Regions from separate parts of the Homo sapiens genome. Here region 1 is linked to region 2. The links are chromatin loops, found by intact Hi-C in ENCODE. Cell type or tissue: Caco-2. All regions are shown on one strand. Each heading gives the region's core, and the rest is flanking DNA. Links, peaks and the distances in the headings are about the cores only. Region 1 has its middle 220 kb from the start of DTWD1. Region 2 has its middle 110 kb from the start of DTWD1.

Evidence for each region. A loop is a pair of places that touch in the nucleus more often than their neighbours do. Peaks named below come from ENCODE experiments on the same cell type or tissue, not always from the same donor. Only the 100,000 strongest peaks of a DNase experiment are listed, where the experiment ranks them.
Region 1: a loop joins it to region 2, with 3.0 times the contacts of the local background. A loop is called at or near these places in 1 of 110 quality-filtered maps.

The regions. Positions count from the first base shown.
Region 1 is chr15:49,839,392-49,848,893 of GRCh38, reverse strand. No RefSeq gene overlaps it. Among named protein-coding and RNA genes, the nearest start is that of DTWD1, 220 kb to the right of the region's middle. In Caco-2, for the core only: no CTCF peak of the experiment used is centred there; DNase peaks (open chromatin) are centred at 4,343 and 6,313.
Region 2 is chr15:49,729,345-49,738,846 of GRCh38, reverse strand. No RefSeq gene overlaps it. Among named protein-coding and RNA genes, the nearest start is that of DTWD1, 110 kb to the right of the region's middle. In Caco-2, for the core only: no CTCF peak of the experiment used is centred there; a DNase peak (open chromatin) is centred at 4,587.

The DNA of each region.
Region 1 (9,502 bases), core at 2,582-6,581, 110 kb before region 2:
TTGAGATGGCACTGCTGCATTTGTCTGCCTTACTTCTCCACAAAATCAAATCAGAAATATGGAGATGTTCAGCAAGTCACAAAAGGAAGTTCTTTCTTCTATGATTCTATCAGTTCCACTCAATTAAGAATGCTCACCCCACCTCTGCCAACCCAGAAGCTCTGCATCCTTATAACTAGATGTGTTACAAGATGTTAGATTAGAAGTTAAGATGTGCTTGCTAACCTCAGTGACATGGTTGTCTCTATCCCTGCTTCTACAACTCCTTATGCATTCCTCTCTAATCATACTTGTTATGTTTTTACTTATTGTATATTTACAAGCCTCTCTGCTCCTCCAGAGAGAGAAGTCCTGTAAGAGAGGGTCTATGTCTTGTCTTTGAATTAGCAATGCATTGCACAGTTCCTGGCAGATAATTTATTGTCACAATATCTGTTAAATAAATAAATGGTCATGATTCAGACTTACTGTTGAAATAAGAGTTCCATTCCACAGAAAGCACTGACGTGGTCTTTTTGGCAACATTAGACTTGGAAAACACGTCTCTTATTTAACCAAGGAGGCATGAATATTGTGTGCTGACCACATCCTGGAGATAAATTCTATAGTTTCATTGCTTCAATTATTCTTTTGGATCAATATCCGGCAAGGAGTAAAACCCACAGTAGTGACTGAGCCCCTAAAAATACCTCATCAACTAAACCTCATGCATGGAAGATCTATTTTAAATGCAGTGCAGTCTTTTGGGCTTTAGACAGTTTCCTCTCTGACTAATAAGGCATTTTTTCTTGGACTTGACTTCTTATATTTACATGTTCCTCAGCCTTGGTAGTCTTTACTTGTTTATATTTTATCATTGCTTATTATATCTATTCATGTTGCAAGCTACTTTGAATCCTTTACGAAACGAGATGGGATATGGCTAAAGAGACATTGTTGTGTCATAGACAGATAACTGGGATTTAAATTGGAGATTTTGGGGATTTAAATTGGAAACTTTTGGGGGAGAAGGAGAAAGGAAGTTGACTTTCTTCCACTGATCCATCCTTTGGTCATGGGCAGGTCACTTCTTTCGCTTTTGCTGTTTGCTTCTGTTAGTTGATGTAGATAGTTGAGAATCATTCCTTCAAAAATGGTGACTGAAAGGTTGGAGTTTTGTTTGTTTTTTCTAGAATACAACTTATTCATGGCACTAAAAATAACCCACAGTCATGTCTTCTCAGCAGTTATTTTCAGCCCCCAAAGAATTGCTGTGGTTTCATTCTTCAAGTCCTTAGGGTCTGGCTGTGTCTTGGGGACATTCTTGCTACTTCTTGGCAAATCAATTAATGAAGCAACAGGCTGCATATCTGGCATCAGTGGGAAATACAGAAGCAGCATCAAACACAGGCTTTCTCTCAGGGGACTTCAGGTTAGCATGGAACAGAGCCCGGCACATGGATATGTGGGCAGTGAAATGGCCCTGCACTTGGAATAGAACACCTGGGTTCCTGGCCAGGCTATGGAATCTTGAGCAATTGTATCTAATTTTTCTAGACTTAATTCCCTCACAAATAGAATTGATAGTGGGGCTGTAGTAAGAATTAAACAAGTGAATGAACAGCAAAGAAGTTTACAGTTTGCAAAATAATATGTCAGGAGTACGTGCTATAATAAAGAAGTATTATTTGTATTTGATACAAAGCAACATGTCTAGAGACATGCATACCTGAATTCATGTCTTTACCAGCTGTCTGGTTGGGGGCAAGGCACTTGACATCTCTGAGTTTCAGTTTCCTAATGTGTATAATGGGTATATTAATACCAGCATCATAGAGCTCCTGGGAGCATGGGTGGCACTGTGTAGAAAACATAAAGGGTGGCTGGCACATGGTATGCACTGAACAAGTAGAAGCTTTCATTTCACTATTACTATAGTGTAACAATGAAAATAATATATAATTTGGTGCTAAATTGTTTGCCTATGGCCTGTGGGTAGTGTAGAAGTTTAGAGAAGAGGCATGCCAGCTGTTTTTGGAGTCTTGTTAAAAAGGCCCATAGAAGAGGTGTGATTTGAGATAGGCCTGGAAGGTAAGTAAGCTTTGCCTTGGTGGAACAAACAGTAGAGTTAACACAAATTAGTCCTGTGGCCATAGACAGCATAGTTCAGGCAGGATCACACTTATATTCATATTATTCTTGGACCTTCTGTAGCACCTAGCTTGGAAGTTATTTATGTATTTGTTTGCCTCCTCATGAGATCCTAGAAACATGTCATTTTTATCTTTATATTCCTATTTTATTTCTTAAGACTTTATCTTTTTTTTTTGGACGGAGTCTCACAGTGTTGCCCGGGCTGGAGTGCAGTGGTGCAATTTTGGCTCACTGCAACCTCTGTCTCCCAGGATCAAACGATTCTTCTGCCTCAGCCTCCCGAGTAGCTGGGATTACAGGCACCCGCCACCACGCCTGGCTAATTTTTTGTATTTTTAGTAGAGACAGAGTTTCACTATGTTGGCCAGGCTGGTCTCGAACTCCTTACCTTGTGATCCACCCACCTTGGCCTCCCAAAGTGCTGGAATTACAGGCGTGAGCCACCACGCCCAGGCAAGACATTATCTTTTTAGAGCAATGTGAAGTTCACAGCAAAATGGAGAGGAAAGTGCCAGTATTTCCCATATATATTCCTTAAAGTAATGGCTCTCAACTCTGTGACTATCAAGTGGAGAGCTCTTAAGAATGTCTATGCTGGGCCTCACACTAAACCTATGAAATTGAAATCTCAGGGTATGAGGCCCAAGTGTTGGTAATTTTTCAAATATCCCAGAGGTTCACAACATGACTGTAGGTTGAAAACCATTGCCTTATAGCACCAACCACACATGAACAGATTTGTTCAATTGTTGAGATGGTTGGATGAAATGGAGTACTTCAGAAAATACACTGGACTGAAATTAGAAGTTGCGGGTTGTAGCTTCAGCTCTGCCCTGACTGCTGTGTAAGGTGGTCAGATCCTTCAGCCTCCCTGGGCTCTGTGTCCTCATCAGCATTATAGGGAGGTTGCACCCTATGTCTCTTCAAGCCTTGATGGCCTATGATGTAGCTAAGCAGATGTCATCCTACCCTCTTTAGTTTGGGAAGTCAAATCTAGTGATGGAATGGTGTGGGTGCTTTTCTTGCTTTCTCATAATACACTTCTCTCCTCACCATGCCAGCCCCACCTAGATGCACATCAGAGGAGCTTACAGAGGACGTTTGAAGACTGTTTTCTTCTTTTCCCAAGAAATGCTATGATATTGTCAGTCTGTGTTTATTTCTAACGAAGGAAATATGTCCCCTTTATTGGAAACACCTTGTGGAAGGAGGCAAGGGCCTCTCTCTGCAGTCTGGCAACTGACAGCAGAGATGCCGGCTTAGCCCCACCTGTCCCCATAGCCAAGACAGACATGGCCCCAAATGCTTCTGTACGTAAACCTTTGTGAAGTTTCCTGTGGGCACAGCACAGATTGGGCCTCAGTTGCTGCTTCTGGCCAAAGTAACTCAAACCACATGACTGGAGAGGAATCAAGGTGAATGTACTTGCACTAGAGGCAAAAAATGTAAGCAAGTGGTACCTTCTCACCTTGGTCGTGAACACCTCTCTCGTGGACCAGGCATTGGCCAGACCTATAAAGTAATAGCAAATGCCAGTCCTGAAAATCACTGTGGACTTGAAGTAGGCTATCTGATGTTCCTTATAAGACAGCCATCCTTTTTCACTCAATAAACAACAGAGGGGACAGGAAATTAGAAGGAAGGTAGTAAACATGTGAGGAATTTCTTTTGGCACCCCACCTTCTCCGTCTGAGCCTAGAGCCAGGAGGTGGAGCAGACAAAGCTCTTGTGCCTGGTCCTCAAGCTCTTTCTTCATCTCTTCAACGTAGGCTGGGTTGCCCCATGTTTGTCAGAGTTTTAAGGAGGGGTCCTTGGCCTGTGAGTGTGTGGTGGCAATAGCCATTCTCAGAAAAATGCATCTTGCAGGAAGAAAATCAGCATCTTTAGAATCCTATAGAAAACAGTCCTCTATGATGCTGTCCTTCTGGTGATTTATAAACAGGATTTCCTGTTAGACCTCAACTGAGCTTCAACTCAACATTGCCAGGTCTGTCCTGCAGACCCTGGCTGAGCGACAGATGAAAGGAATACTCAGACACAGGTATCCCATGAAAGAGTGACTAGGGGACTGCCTGGCACTAGGTGGCCGAAGAGTCAGCAGCCCCAATAAGCCGGAGCTGCTTGTATTTATTCAGTACTGGTATAATGTCAAAGGCCTGGAGCCAACACAATCTATGGGTAATTAACATTGTCATTCCCCCTTGCAGGGAGCAGTCTTGCATGCGGATGATCAAAGGTCGGTCTCTGGATGACATACGTAAATAAGCTTATCTAGAGAGGCTACCTGCAACCGAGAATGTTAAGGTATTTCCTTTGCCATAATGTAGCCATAATTGTGTTTGGGCAGGTACACAGTAAGGGTTAGAACTTTTATAACTTACACACAGTGGGAGGATTGTGAAGTGATATGTAGCGTTACCTGGCACCTTAGTCCAATGTGTGTTATTAATGAGGGACCCTACCGGGGGCAACTCAATCCCTCCCAGCCAAGCAGTTATGTTATTAGAGGCTGGAAGGGCGTGTCTGCCAAGGTAACAGGGCAGAAGAAAGATGGATCTAAGAGATGAGCCCAATAGAGTGTAGCAGGTGCGGGTTGCAGGCAGAGTGAGAGAATAAGAAAGGTTAATACTCTGTGAGACTTGCAATGTACAACAGAAAGCATAGCAAGGAACAGATTATCTGGAATGAATGGTGTCTGTGTCTGGAGCAGGATTTGCTCAGCCTCCTGAGTTTTCTTCTTCAGCATTCCCCAGGTAATGTCCGGGGCCTGTGTCATCCAAGGAAGCTGCATCAACTGGGGCTGCGGGTCCTGCAGGGTCATTTCCTTCATTTCTGGTACCGGGTTGGATCCTAGCCATGCCATGGTATGGTTTGATGAGTCATGCTGGAATCCAAAGAGGGCTTGAGGGGGTGTGAACACAAGCATGTCCTCTTCCCCATGTTAGCAAATCATTTGGACCACACCATACATTACTATTTACATGTTTCCGTAAAACCGCAGGTTTTATGTTTTGAGAGCATTTTGCAAAATGCTTTTCTATGGCTGATTGAAATTTATCATCTACATTTAAAAAATTAAGGGTAAATAAGGCTTTTGCCAATAGTGTTGCAGGGTCCTTACCCATATTCCTTCTTTTCTGTTTTTTGAGCATATTTTTAAGGGTGGAGTGGACATGTTCTACTATGGCCTGTCCTTAGGGGTTTTAAGGGATGCCTGTGGAATGTTGGATGTTCCACGTGTGACAAAATTGTTGAAATTGTGAGCTGACATAAGCCGGACCATTATCAGTTTTAATTTTTGTGGGCCACTCCATAAACACAAAAGTAAAGAGAAGATGTTTAATGATATATTGGGCAGACTCTCCAGGAAGAGCATGAGCGCTTATTAAATGGGAACTGGTATCAACAGATACATGTACATATCTTAGTTTTCCAAATTCAGGGATGTGTGTAACATCTGTTTGCCATAATTGATTAGGTTCTAGTCCTCTAAGGTTAACACCTGTTGAAGGAGGGGATGTGACTGTGAGCTGGCAATCTGGGCATTGTAAAATAATTTGTTTAGCTAGTCTTTGGGTAACTTGAAATTGTTTAGATAAATTTCTCCAATTTTCGTGGAAAAATTGGTGTGATTGGGTGGCTTGGTCAAGCAATGATGTCATAACCTGCAGGTCTGCTTGATTATTGTCATAAGCTGGTGGCCTGGGGAGTGAGGTGTGGGCCCGAATGTGTGTAATAAAAATAGGATGTGTACATTGATCTAGCAATTGCTGAAGTCAAAGAAAATGTGTACACAGGGTGGGCTCAAGAGTAGACTTAATGAGGGCTGTCTCAAGGTACTGCAATAAATAAATGGAGTAAGCAGAGTCACTAACAATATTGATAGATTGAGCAGAAAAGATTTCTAGGGCCAATATTAGGGCTCCAACCTCAGCTGTCTGAGTGCTAGTAAATCCAGATGGAGTGAGGGAGTTATGCAGTTCCCACTAGATAACTGCTTTTCCATTTTTACCAGAGCCATCAGTAAAAAGCGTTAAAACATTAGGTATGGGGGAGTGAACTACTTTTGTAGGTATAACTACAGGAGTACAAGATAAGAACTTGTACTCTTATCTATCTGAAGTAGTTTGTCAGCAGGAAGGGCATCTTCTATATGGCCTGCTGCTATCTGCAGGTCTAGAGATAAGGGCAAAACTGCTTTGAATTGTTTTTTACGCAAGGGAATTTTTGTGACATCAGGGTCATAACCTAGCAATTGATTGCATCGTCTGCAGCCTGTATAGATAACTTTACTAACTAGCTGGATATAGGGAGATAGTGTTTTAGTCCCAATATGTGAGCAAAAAACCTGTTCTAGAAAATGCAGCCCAGGGGCCATCTGTCCTATTAATCCTGTTGAGGAATGTTTAGTAGGAAAAACAAATAATTGGACTGAATATCATGGGCCTATGCTATCTAGTTGCCTCTGAGAAATAGTTTGCTCTATTTCCTCAATTTCCCTTTGTGCTGCAGGGGTTAAATACCTGGGGGAGTCTAGGGCTGCATTGCCTTTTAGGATAGAAAACAGGCTTATAACCTATAAATAGTTATGCCTAAGGTGGGGCAAAACCAGTTAATATTACCTAGTGTTTTTTGATAATCATTTAAGGTGTGTAAGTTGTTAGTATTTAATTTAACCTTCTGGGGTCTTACTGACCGGGAAGTTAGTATCTATCCAGGATATTTCCAAGGAGAGGACATCTGTACTTTTTCAGGTGCTATGATTAAACCTCTTAATTGTGTATTCTTTTTGACAGAGGCATATAAACTTACAAGTATTGGCTCTGGTGGGGCTGCCAGTAATTTATCATCCATAAAATGAATAATCTTGCAATTAGGAAATTCTTTTCTACTGGGGAGCAAAGTCTGATTTACATGATACTGACACATGGTAGGACTGTCCAGCATTCCATGAGGAAGTACTTTCCAATGAAATTGGCAAACTGACCTTTCATTATTGATAGCTGGTATTGTAAACACAAATTTTTCCCTGCCCTGTTTTGCAAGAGGAATAGTATAAAAACAGTCTTTTAAGTCAATAATGACTACAAACCAATCTAGAAGAATCACCACAGGGGAAGGGAGCCCCTGTTGAAGGGGCCCCATAGGTTGCAAATTAGCATTGATAGCATGTAAGTCATGCAAAAGTCTCCATTTACCAGACTTTTTGGGAATGACAAAAATGGACAAATTCCAAGGGCTGTTTGATGGCTCTATATGGCCAGCTTTTAATTGTTCCTCAACTAATTCATGGTCCCTTTGTAATTTATCTCCCTTTAAAAGCCACTGTTCTACCCACATTGGATCTTGAGAGAGCCACATCATGGGTAGGGGAGGAATTGCAACAGTGGCCATTATTAAAAAGGGCTCTGCAGAGTGACCCCCCATTGGGCTAATAGGTCTCGTTCCCAAAGATTAACAGGGATGGGCATGACTAGAGGTTGTATAACTGCTTTTCTCCCTTCCAAATCGCAACATGTCAGGGGATGTGTGCTCTGCTTGGCTGTGTGCATGTCCCTGATGTTAACAATTTTTTGTTTCTCAGTGACCCAAGGCCAAGTTTTCAGCCAGTTTTGATCACTAATGATTGAAATGTCTGCCCCTGTGTACAATAAGCCAGTAAAATTTTTATTTCCAATTTTTAAGGTAATCATGGGTCTCTGATCAGTGATTAATTGGTTCTAATATACTCCTGTGGCTCCCATGTTTCCAAAACTTCCCTTTCCCTTTTCCTTTCCCTGAGTGTTGGGGACCCAGTATGGTAAGAGTAGTAACTGAGCTATCTTTGATCCAGGGGGAAGAATATGCAGACCTTTACATTCCATCATAACTAATATCTCACCTTGGTAATCACTATCATTTACTCCAGTGCGTACATTGATTCCTCTACTGGATAGGCTTGATCACCTTGGGACTAATCCCACTGTTCCCAGAGGCAGTGGGTCCCAGATCCCTGTTGCAACCCTTTTAGGATCTTCTCCTTCTTTTAGCACTAATTTGCTGGGGCAGAGTAAGTCCAGGCCTGTGCTCCCAGAGGTGGCTGCTCTGAGAGAGAGGACTGTGGGCTTTCCATCTGACCAAGGAAAGCCATTGGCATTGCCCCAGTTTGGAGCAGGGTCTGGGGCTGGCCCCTTATGAAGTTTCTCGCCTAGGGGTTTGCTGTTTTTATCAAATTTGGACTTGCATTGATTTTCCCAATGTTTCCCCTTTTTACATTGGCGACATACAGAAGGGGGTTCTTTTCTGAGTTAACTTGGTCTCTACTATTGGGGCATTCCCGCTTCATATGACCTGGCTCTCTACATAGAACACAATTTGGGTTTTTCTCCCTTTTCTCTTTAGGAGGCTTTAATGCCATAGGCAATATTTTGGCTTTGTGTGTTTCAGTCCCTACCAGTTGAAACGTTCATATAAATTCCCCAACTGTAGCTGCTTTTCCTCTGATTGCCTGCATTGCCTGTTGGCAATCCACATTAGCGTTTTCATAAGCCAACTGCAACAATAAGATATCAGTGGCCTGCACATGACTAATTTGTCTTTTAATTGCCTGGGTTAACAGATTGACAAATTCAACAAATGGCTCCTGAGGCTCTTGTCGGACATTTATAAAAGATCCCTGTTGAACTCCGCTTTCGGGAATTCGGTCCCAAGCCCTAAGAGCACACAAAAACACTTGGGCATAGGCTTGGGGAACAAAACTTAATTGTTGTACATTGGCATAGGGACCCCTCCCCTGCAGAATAGCAGCTGTTATGTCTTGCCCAGCCAATTGATTCTGGTTGGCTTGTTCGCACAACTTATCATATTCTGCCTTCCAGAGGAGTTATTGACTGGGCTCTAAAGTTGTTTTAGCTAGCACTAACCAGTCCCATGGGGTCATATGGAAGTTGTCTGCTATGGTTTCAGTTAGTCCTTTCGTAAATGGGCTAGTGGCTCCATTTTCTTTAATGCTTTTTCTTATATCTTTATAAGCATCAAAAGAAATGGGCTCATATACCTGATTGCCTTGTCAATCTTGCATTACCAGGCAGGCCAAGAGCTCCCCTTCTAATGCTGCCTGCCTAAGACAGGGTCCCATAGCTGTAGTGTGGGACCTTGTCTTTTTTCCAATTAATATATTCGAGGAGGGGACTTAGGAAAAATCCCCGTTTTCTCTTTTGTACTTTTATCTGGTAATGGTGGGGCTGAGGGAGGAGGAGGAGGTGGTAAGGTAGGGGATAGTTCCTCCTCCCTTCCCTTTTTAGACTCTTCCATGTAGAGTGGGTCCAAAGCAGCACTGACTAAAGCCCATAATGTTAAAGATGTTACTGGGACCTGTTGCCCTTGTGCA
Region 2 (9,502 bases), core at 2,171-6,170:
TTTGCCCATCTCTCTATTTGCATGTTTTTTATTTTTTTCTCTTAACTAATTGTTCTGGCTAAAACTTCTACTACTATGTTCACTAAGAGTGGTGAAAGTGGGCATTCTTGTCTTATTCTGGTTCTCAATGGGAATGTTTCCAGCTTTTGCTTATGCACTATGATATTGGCTGTTTGCCGCAGATCTCTCTTACTAGATTTAGGTATGTTCCTTTGATGCTTAATTTGGTGAAGGCTTTTAATATGAATGGATGTTGAATTTTATTGAAAGCTTTTTCTGCATCTATTGAGATGATCATGTGGTTTTTGTTTATAGTTCTGTCCATGTGGTGACTCACATTTGTTGATTTGCATATGTTGAACCAACCTTACATCTCAGGATTAAAGCCTACTGATGATGGTAGGCTTTGATGTGCTGCTCGATTTGGTTTGCTACTGTTTTGTTGAGGATTTTTGTGTCGATATTTATCAAGGATATTTGCCTGTAGTTTTCTTTTTTCATTGTGTTTTGCCAGGGTTTAGTTCAGGATGATGCTGGCCTCATGGAGTGTGTTAGGGAGGAGTCCCTCCTTCTTCATTTGTTGGACTAGTTTCAGTAGGAATGGTATCAGCTGTTCTTTATATATGTCTGGTAGAATCTGGCTGTGAATTTCTCTGGTCTCGGGCTTTTTCTGGTTAGTAGGCTTTTTATTACTGATTCAGTTTTGGAATTCATTATTGGTCATTCAGGAATTTGATTTCTTCCTGGTTCAATCTTGAGAGGTTGTATGTTTCCAAGAATGTATCTATTTCTTCTGGCTTTTCTAGTTTTTGTGCTAGAGGTGTTCATAGCAGTCTCTAAGGGGTTTTTTTGTTTTGTTTTGTTTTGTTTTTGTATTTCAGTGAGGTCTACGGTAATGTCCCAATTTGTCATTTCTACTTGTTTATTTGGATCTTCTCTTTTTTTTTCTTTATTAGTTTAGCTAGTAGTCTATCAATCTTATTATATTCTTTCAAAGAACCAACCTGTATATTTGCTGATCTTTTGTATGGTTTTTCATGTCTCAATTTCCTCCAGTTTAGCTCTGATTTTGGTCATTTCTTCTCTTCTGCTAGCTTTGGGGTTGGTTTGCTCTTGTTTCTGTACTTCCTCTAGGTGTGATGTTAGGTGTGATGTTAGGTTGTTAATTTGAGATCTTTCTAACTTTGTGATGCGGGCATTAGCGCTATAAACTTCCATCCAAAACTGCTTTAGCTGTGGCCCAGAGATTTTGGTATGTTGTATCTTTGTTGCCATCAGCTTCAAATAAATTCTCAATTTTTGCCTTAATTTTATTATTTACCCAAAAGTCATTCAGGAGCAAGTGGTTTAATTTCCATGCAGTAGTATGGTTTTGAGCAATTTTCTTAGTATTGATTTCTATTTTTATTTTGCTGTGGTCTGAGAATGTGTTTTGTATAATTTTGGTTTGTTCAAATGTGTTGAGGATTCTTTTATGAATGATTGTGTGGTCAGTTTTAGAGTATGTGGCATGTGCAGATAAGAAGAATGTACATTCTCTTGGTGTAGGGTGGAGATTTCTGTAGATATCTGTTAGGACCATTTAGTCCAATGTCAAATTCATGTCCTGAATATCTTTGTTAGTTTTCTGCTGCAGTGATCTGTTTAATACTGTCAGTGAGGGTGTTGTAGTCTCCCACTATTATTTTGTGGTTATCTAAGTATCTTCAGAGATCTAATAACTTGCTTTATGAATCTCGGTGCTCCTGTATAGGGTACAGGTAAATTTAGGACTGTTAGGTCTCATTGAACTCAACCTGTTACCATTATGTAATGCCCTTTATTGTCTTTTTTGATTGTTGTTGGTTTAAAGTCTGCTTTGACTGAAATTAGATTAGCAACCCCTGCTTTTTTCTGTTTTCCATTTGCTTGGTACATTTTTCTCCATTATTTTCCTTTGAGCTTACACATGTCATTGCATGTGAGATGGTTCTCTCGTGGATAGCTGGATATAGGCCCTCAATACAGTTGGGTCTTGCTTCTTTATTCATCTTGCCACTCTGTCCCTTTTAATTTGGGGCATTTAGCTCTCTTATATTCAAGGTTAATATTGATATGTGCAGGTTTGATTCTGTCATCATGTTTCTTACGGGTTATTACGTAGACTTGATCATGTGATTGTTTCATAGTGTGAATAGTCTAAGTAGTTGTGTGTTACTGTGGTGACCAATAATGGTCTTTCCTGTCCATATTTAGCATTCCCTTAAGGATCTCTTTCAAGGTAGATCTAGTGGTAAGGAATTTCCTTAGCATTTGCTCATCTGAAAAGGATCTTATTTCTTCTTCCCTTTTGAAGCTTCATTTGGCTGGATATAAAATTCTCTGTTGGGATTTCTTTTCTCTAAGAATGCTGGATATAGGCCCTCAATTTCTCTTGGATTGTAGTTTCTACTGCAGTGTCTGCTGTAAGCCTGATGGGCTTATACCCCTTGTAGGTGATATGCCCCTTCTTTCTAGCTGCCTTTATCATTTTTTCTTTCATTTCAGCCTTGGAAAATTTGATAACTTTTTGCCTTGGTTGTGGTTGTCTTGTATAGTATGTCACAGGCATTTTCTGCATTTACTTGATTTGAATGTTGGACTCTTTGGCGTGGTTGAAGAAATTTTCATGGATGATATTCTCAAATGTGTTTTCCAAGTTGCTTGCTTTTTCTCCCTCTCTTTCACCAATCTATGACACCAATGAGTCATAGATTTGGTCTCTTTACATTATCCCATATTTCTTGGAGATTTTGTTCATTCTTCTTTATTTTTTCTTATTTATTTTTGTCTGACTGTGACAAAAGTCACAGTCTGCAGAACTGGTCTTTGACCTCTGAGATTTTTTTCATTAGCTTGGTCAATTCTACTATTAACACTTTCAATTGTATTATGAAATTCTTGAAGCAAGTTTTTCAGCTCTGTCAGTTTGGTTTGGTTCTTTCTTAAAATGACCACTTTGTCTTTTATCTCCTGTATCATTTTATTATATTATTTAGATTCCTTGGATTGAGTTTAAACTTTCTTCTGCATGTCAATGATCTTCACTCTATCCATAATCTGTATTTTATTTCCGACATTTCTGCCATTTCAGCCTGGTTAAGAATCATCGATAGGAAGCTAGTGCAGTCGTTTGGAAGTAAAAAGTCACTCTAGCTTTTTGAGCTGCCAGAATTCTTGTGTGGGTTCTTTCTCATCTGTGTTGGCTGACGTTCCTTTAATCTTTGAAGCTGCTGTTTTTTGGATGGCTGTTTTTGCTTTTATCTTCTTTGTTGTCCTTTGAGGTTTGATTGTGGTGTGAGGTAGGTTGAGTCCACCGGCTTCAACTCTAGTCTGCTCCTGGGTCTTGAAGGAGCCCCTCCGATTACTGTTTCTATGCCCACATTACTTTTATGCATGGGGTTCTGGTCCGTAGGCCTCCCTCAAACAGGGGCTGAAGATGGCAGACAGGCCATATCTTTGCCAGGTCTGCCCTAATCTGTTGTCTGTGTGCTTTCCATAGCAACATGTGGTTGCACTTGCTTGCAGACTTCGGGCAGGAGCAGGACTGCTGGGTGGAAGTTCTAGCCAGTGTGGCCTGTCTGGATTTGAGAAGCAGGGGTTGATGGAGTTTCCCATCCTGTCTTCCAGGTGTTTCCTGGGCAACAAGAGGCTATGCCCCTCAGTAAATTTAGACAGAAGGAGGACTGCTTGTTTGGAAGTTCTAGCCAGTATTGTTCACCTGCTTGTGACAGCTGGGGGTGGGTGGAGTCACCCACTCTGCCATCTGGGTGTTTCTCAGAACAACAGGAGGCTGTGCCCACTGGCTGAGTTCACATAGAAGCAGAAACACTGGGCTAGAAGCTCCAGCTGCCATTTCTTGCCTGGTGACCAGCAATGAGGGTGAGGGGGTGATATGGTTTGGCTTTGTGTTGCCACCAAAATCTCACCTCAAGTTGTAATTCCCATAATCCCCATGTATCAAGCGTGGGACCAGGTGGAGGTAATTGGATCATGGAGGCGATTTCCCTGATGCTGTTCTCATGACAGTGAGTGAGTCTCATGAGATCTGACGGTTTATCAGTGTCTGGTATTTCTCCTGCTTGCACTCACTCCTTCCCGCAACCGTGTAAAGAAGCATCCACTTCTCCTTTGCCTTCCACAATGATTGTAAGTTTCCTGAAGCCTCCCCAGCAATGTGGAAATGTGAGTCAATTAAACCTCTTTCCTTTATAAATTACCTAGTCTCAGGTATTTTTTCATAGCAGGGTGCAAATCTACTAATACAGTAAATTGATACCAAAGTAGTAAGGTGCCGATATAAAGATACCTGAAAATGTAGAAATGACTTTGGAACTGGGTAACAGGCAGAGGTTGGAACAGTTTGGAGGGCTCAGAAGAAGACAGGAAGATCCAGGAAAATTTGGAACTTCCTAGAGACTTATTGAATGGTTTTGACCAAAATGCTGATAGTGGTATGGACAATGAAGTCCAGGCTGAGGCAGTTTTAGATGCGCATGAGAAAGTTACTGGGAACTGGAGCAAAGGTGACTCTTACTGTGCTTTAGCAAACAGACTGATGGCATTTTGCCACTGTCAGGTCTCTGAGCCCAAGCCTGCAGGTATACATCCAGATGGCCTGAAGCAACTGAAGATCCACAAAAGAAGTGAAAATAGCTTTAGCTGATGACATTCCACCACTGTGATTTGTTTCTGCCCCACCCTAACTGATCAATGTACTTTGTAATCTCCCTCACCCTTAAGAAGGTTCTTTGTAATCTCCCCCACCCTTAAGAAAGTTCTTTGTAATCTCCCCCACCCTTAAGAAGATTCTTTGAAATTCTCCCCACCTGATAATGTACTTTGTGAGATCCACCCCCCGCCCACAAAACATTGCTCCTAACTCCACCACCTATCCCAAAACCTATAACAACTAATGATAATCCCACCACTCTTTGCTATCTTTTTGGACTCAGCCCACCTGCACCCAGGTGAAATAAAGAGCCTTGTTGCTCACACAAAGCCTGTTTGGTGGTCTCTTCACAGGGATGCGCGTGACAGCCACTACCCTAGAGATCTGTGGAACTTTGAACTTGAACGAGTTGATATAAGGTATCTGGGAGACATTTCTAAGAAATTCATAAGCAGCAAAGCATTCAAGAGCTGACAGAGCATAAAAGTTCGTAAAATTTGCAGCCTGATGAAGCAGTAGAAAAGAAAAACCCATTTTGGGGGAGAAATTCAAGCCAGCTGAAGAAATTTGCATAAATAATGAGGAGCCAAATGTAATCACCAAGACAATGGGGAAAATGTCTCCAGGGCATGTCAGAGACCTTGTGGCAGCCCCTCCCATCATAGACCCTGAGGCCTAAGAGGGAAAAAATGGTTTTCTGGGTCTGGCCCAGTGCTCCCCTGATGTGTGCAGCCTAAGGACTTGGCACCCTGTGTCCCAGCCCCCCCAGTAATGGCTAAAAAGGGCCAAGGTACAGCTCATGCTGTTGCTTCGGAGGGTTCAAGCCTCAAGCCTTGTCAGCTTACACATGGTGTTGGGCCTGCAGTACACAGAAGTCAAGAATTGAGGTTGGGAACCTCCACCTAGATTTCAGAGGGTGTATGGAAATGCCTGGTTGTCCAGGCAAAAGTTTGCTGCAGGGGCAGAGCCATCATGGAGAACCTCTGCTAGGGCAGTGTGGAAGGGAAATGTGGGTCAGAGCCTCCACATCAAGTCTCCACTGGGGCACTGCCTAGTAGATCCTCCAGATCCCAGAATGTTAGATCCACCAACAGCTTTCACTGTGTGCCTGGAAAAGCCACAGACACTCAACACCAGCTCATGAAAGCAGCCAGGAGGGGGGCTGTACCCTGCAAAGCCACAGGGGCAGAGCTGCCCAAGGCCATGGGAACACCCTTCCTGCATGAGCGTGATCTGGATTTGAAACATGGAGTCAAAGTAAATCATTTTGGAACTTAAAGATTTAATGACTGCCCTATTGGGTTTTGGACTTGTATGGGGCCTGCAGCCCCTTGGTTTTGGCCAATTTCTCCCATTTGAACAGCTTTATTTACCCAATGCCTGTACCCCCATTGTATCTATGAAGTAACTAACTTGCTTTTGATTTCACAGGCTCATAGGCTGAATGGACTTGCCTTGTCTCAGATGAGACTTTGGACTGTGGACTTTTTATTAATGCTGAAATGGTTAAGACTTTGGGGGACTTTGGGGAAGGCATGATTGGTTTTGAAATGTGAAAAGATATGAGAGTTAAGAGAGGCTGGGACAGAATGATATGGTTTGGCTCTGTGTCCGCAGCCAAATCTCACCTTGAATTGTAATCCCCATTAAGGGAGGAGACCACCCGTTATATTGTCTTATGCCCAATTTCTGCCTGCAAAGAAAGAAGAAGTAAAAACTAAAAGGCAGAAATGAAATCCAGAGGCAGACAGCCCGGGGCCGCACCCTGGGCCTGGTAGTTAAAGATCGACCCCTGACCTAACTGGTTATGTTATCTATAGATTCCAGACATTGTATGGAAAAGCACTGTGAAAATCCCTGTCCTGTTCTGTTTTGTTCTGATTACCGGTGCATGCAGCCCCCAGTCACTTACCCCCTGCTTGCTTAATCGATCACAACCCTCTCATGTGGACCCCCTTAGAGATGTGGGTCCTTAAAAGGGACAGGAATTGCTCACTCAGGGAGCTCGGCTCTTAAGACAGGAGGCTTGCCGATGCTCCCGGCCGAATAAACCCCTTCCTTAACTTGGTGTCTCAGGAGTTTTGTCTGCGGCTCGTCCTGCTACACCATAAACCCCACATGTCAAGGGTGTGACCATGTGGAGGTAATTGGATCATGCAGGTGGTTTCCCCAGTGCTGTTCCTATGATAGTGAATGAGTCTCATGAGATCTGATGGTTTTATAAGTGTCTGGCATTTCCCCTGCTTGCACTGACTTCATTCCGCCACCCTGTAAAGTAGGTGCCTGCTTCTCCTTTGCCTTCTGCTATGATTGTAAATTTCCTGAGGCCTCCCCAGCAATGCAAAACTGTGAGTCAATTAAACCTCTTTCCTTTATAAATTACCCAGTCTTGGGTATTTCTTCATTGCACTGTGAGAACAGACCAATACAGTGGGGTTACTGCCCTGCTGGGTATTTCCCAGGACAACAGTAGGCTGCTCCTGCTGGCTGAGTTCAGGCAGAAGTGGGACTGCTGGGCTGGAAGCTTAAATAGGAGTTGCCTCCCTACCAATGCAGGGTTGGGGGAGTGAGGTAGCCTGCCCTGCAATCTAGATGCTTACTGGGAAAACAGGAGGCTATATACATAAGCTGAGGCCCCAGAGAAACAAGACTGCTGGGCTGGAAACCCTAGCAGGCATTTCCTGCCGGCTACCAGTGATGGGAAGGGGTTGGGCCACTCACCCTTCCATCTGGGTTCTTCCCAGGACAACAAGAGGTTGCACCCTCTGGCTGAGTTCACACAGAAGCAGGACCACTGGGCCAGAAGCTCTAGCAGGTGTTGACTGCCTGGCTACCAGTGGTGGGTGAGGGTGGGATCACCCACTTTGCTATCTAGGTGTTTCCTGGGACAAGAGGCTGCACCTTCTGGCTGAGTTTACACAGAAGTGGGACTGCTGAGCCAGAACCTGGTACTGAGCACCGCCTGGTGAGGGGGTGTGGAGCAATCTTATTGCTCCCAGGCACTGCAACTGTGGCCTCTATTGGGGCTATGGTATCTGTGCTGGTCTACTTCAGGGCCCAAGGCTTGTAGAGGTCCCCTTGGATTCAAGAGTTGCCCTTGGAAAATGTCTGCGTGGCTCTCTGCCTCAATCTAGAAGTGTGGTGAGGGTATGCAGTGAGGCCAGGGGCATTTTTCTGTTCCTGGTGTGCATAGGTTCCTGTGGAGAGTGTGAATCCCCCAAATGGGCTCTCATTCATTCACTCACTCACCCTCCCTTTTGCTTTTGGAGATGTTCTCCTGGCTCCATGCTGAGCCCAAACAGGCCAGTGCCAGCTTTGCTCCTCTCTGTTCTCTGTGTCCTTCTGCTGCCTCGATGGATCCTGATATGGTTTCTCAAATGATTGGCCTATACGGTCAATGACTACTAGCCCTTTTATTTTCTCTCCGTGAGAGCTGTACACATGAGCTGCTTCTAGTCTGCTATCTTGACCTCCCCTCCCCAAATAATTTTTTAAATGAGCTGTTAAATTCAGCTTGCAAGTATTTTGTTGATTTTTGCATCTATGTTCATCAGGACCATTAGCCTATAGTTTTCTATTTTTTTGTTGTAGAGCCTTATAGAATGAATTTGGAAGAGCTCCCTCTTTAATTTTGGGGAGTTTTAGAATGATTGTTATTAGTTCTTTAAATGTTTGGTAGAATTCATCAGTGACTCCTTCCAGTCCTAGGCTTTTCTTTTTTGGGAGACATTTTATTATTGATTTAATCTCATTACTCAGTATTGGTCTGTTCAGATTTTCTATTTCTTATAATTCAATTTGTAAGATTGTATGTGTCCAGGAATTTAACCATTTTTCTAGGTTTTTTGATTTGTTGGCCTATTGTTATTTATAATAGTCTGTTATTTTAAATATTTCTGTTGTATCAGTTGTAATGTCTCCTTTTTCATCTCTGATTTTATGTATTTAAATTTTGTCTGTTTTTGCTTAGTCTGGCTTAAAGATTTGTCAATTTTGTTTATATTTTAGAAAAACCAACCCTTGTTTGGCTGATCTTTGCATTTTTTATGTCTATATTTGTATTTCTGTTCTGATCTTTATTATTTCATTCTACTTTTTTTTTTTTTTGGTTTTGAAACAAACACAGTTCTGCTCTGTCACACAGGCTGGAGTGCAGTGTGGCAATAATAGCTCACTGCAGCCTCAAACTCCTGGGTTCAAGTGATCCTCCTACCTCAGTCTCCTACCTTAGCTGAGTAGCTAATACCACAGGTACATACCCCCACACCTGGTTAATTTTTTTTTTTTTTTCTTTTTGTAGAGACATGGTCTCACCTTTTGCCTAAGCTGGTTTGAAACTTCTGGCTTCAAGTGATCCTTCTGCCTTGGCCTCCTGCAGCACTGGGATTACAGGCATAAACCATTGTGCCTGGCCTGTTCATGTTTATCTAATTTCTTGAGGTACAATATTAGGTTATTTAGGACCTTTCTAATTTTTTAATGTAAGTTTTTATTGCTATAAACTTCACTTTTAGAATTGCTTTTCCTGTATCTCATTGATTTTGGTATGTTGCATTCCCATTTTCATTTATCTCAAGAATATTTAAAATTTATTTAAAATTATTTATTGACCCATTTGTTGTTTAGGAGCATGTTGTTTAATTTCTATGTCTTTGTATAGTTTCCAGAGTTCCTCCTGTTATTGTTTTCTAGTTTTATTTCATTGCGGTAAAAAAAAAATACTTGATATAATTTCGATTTTTAAAAATTTGTTGAGACTTGTTTTGTGAGCTAAAATATGATCTGTCCTGGAGAAAGTTCCATGTGCTGATG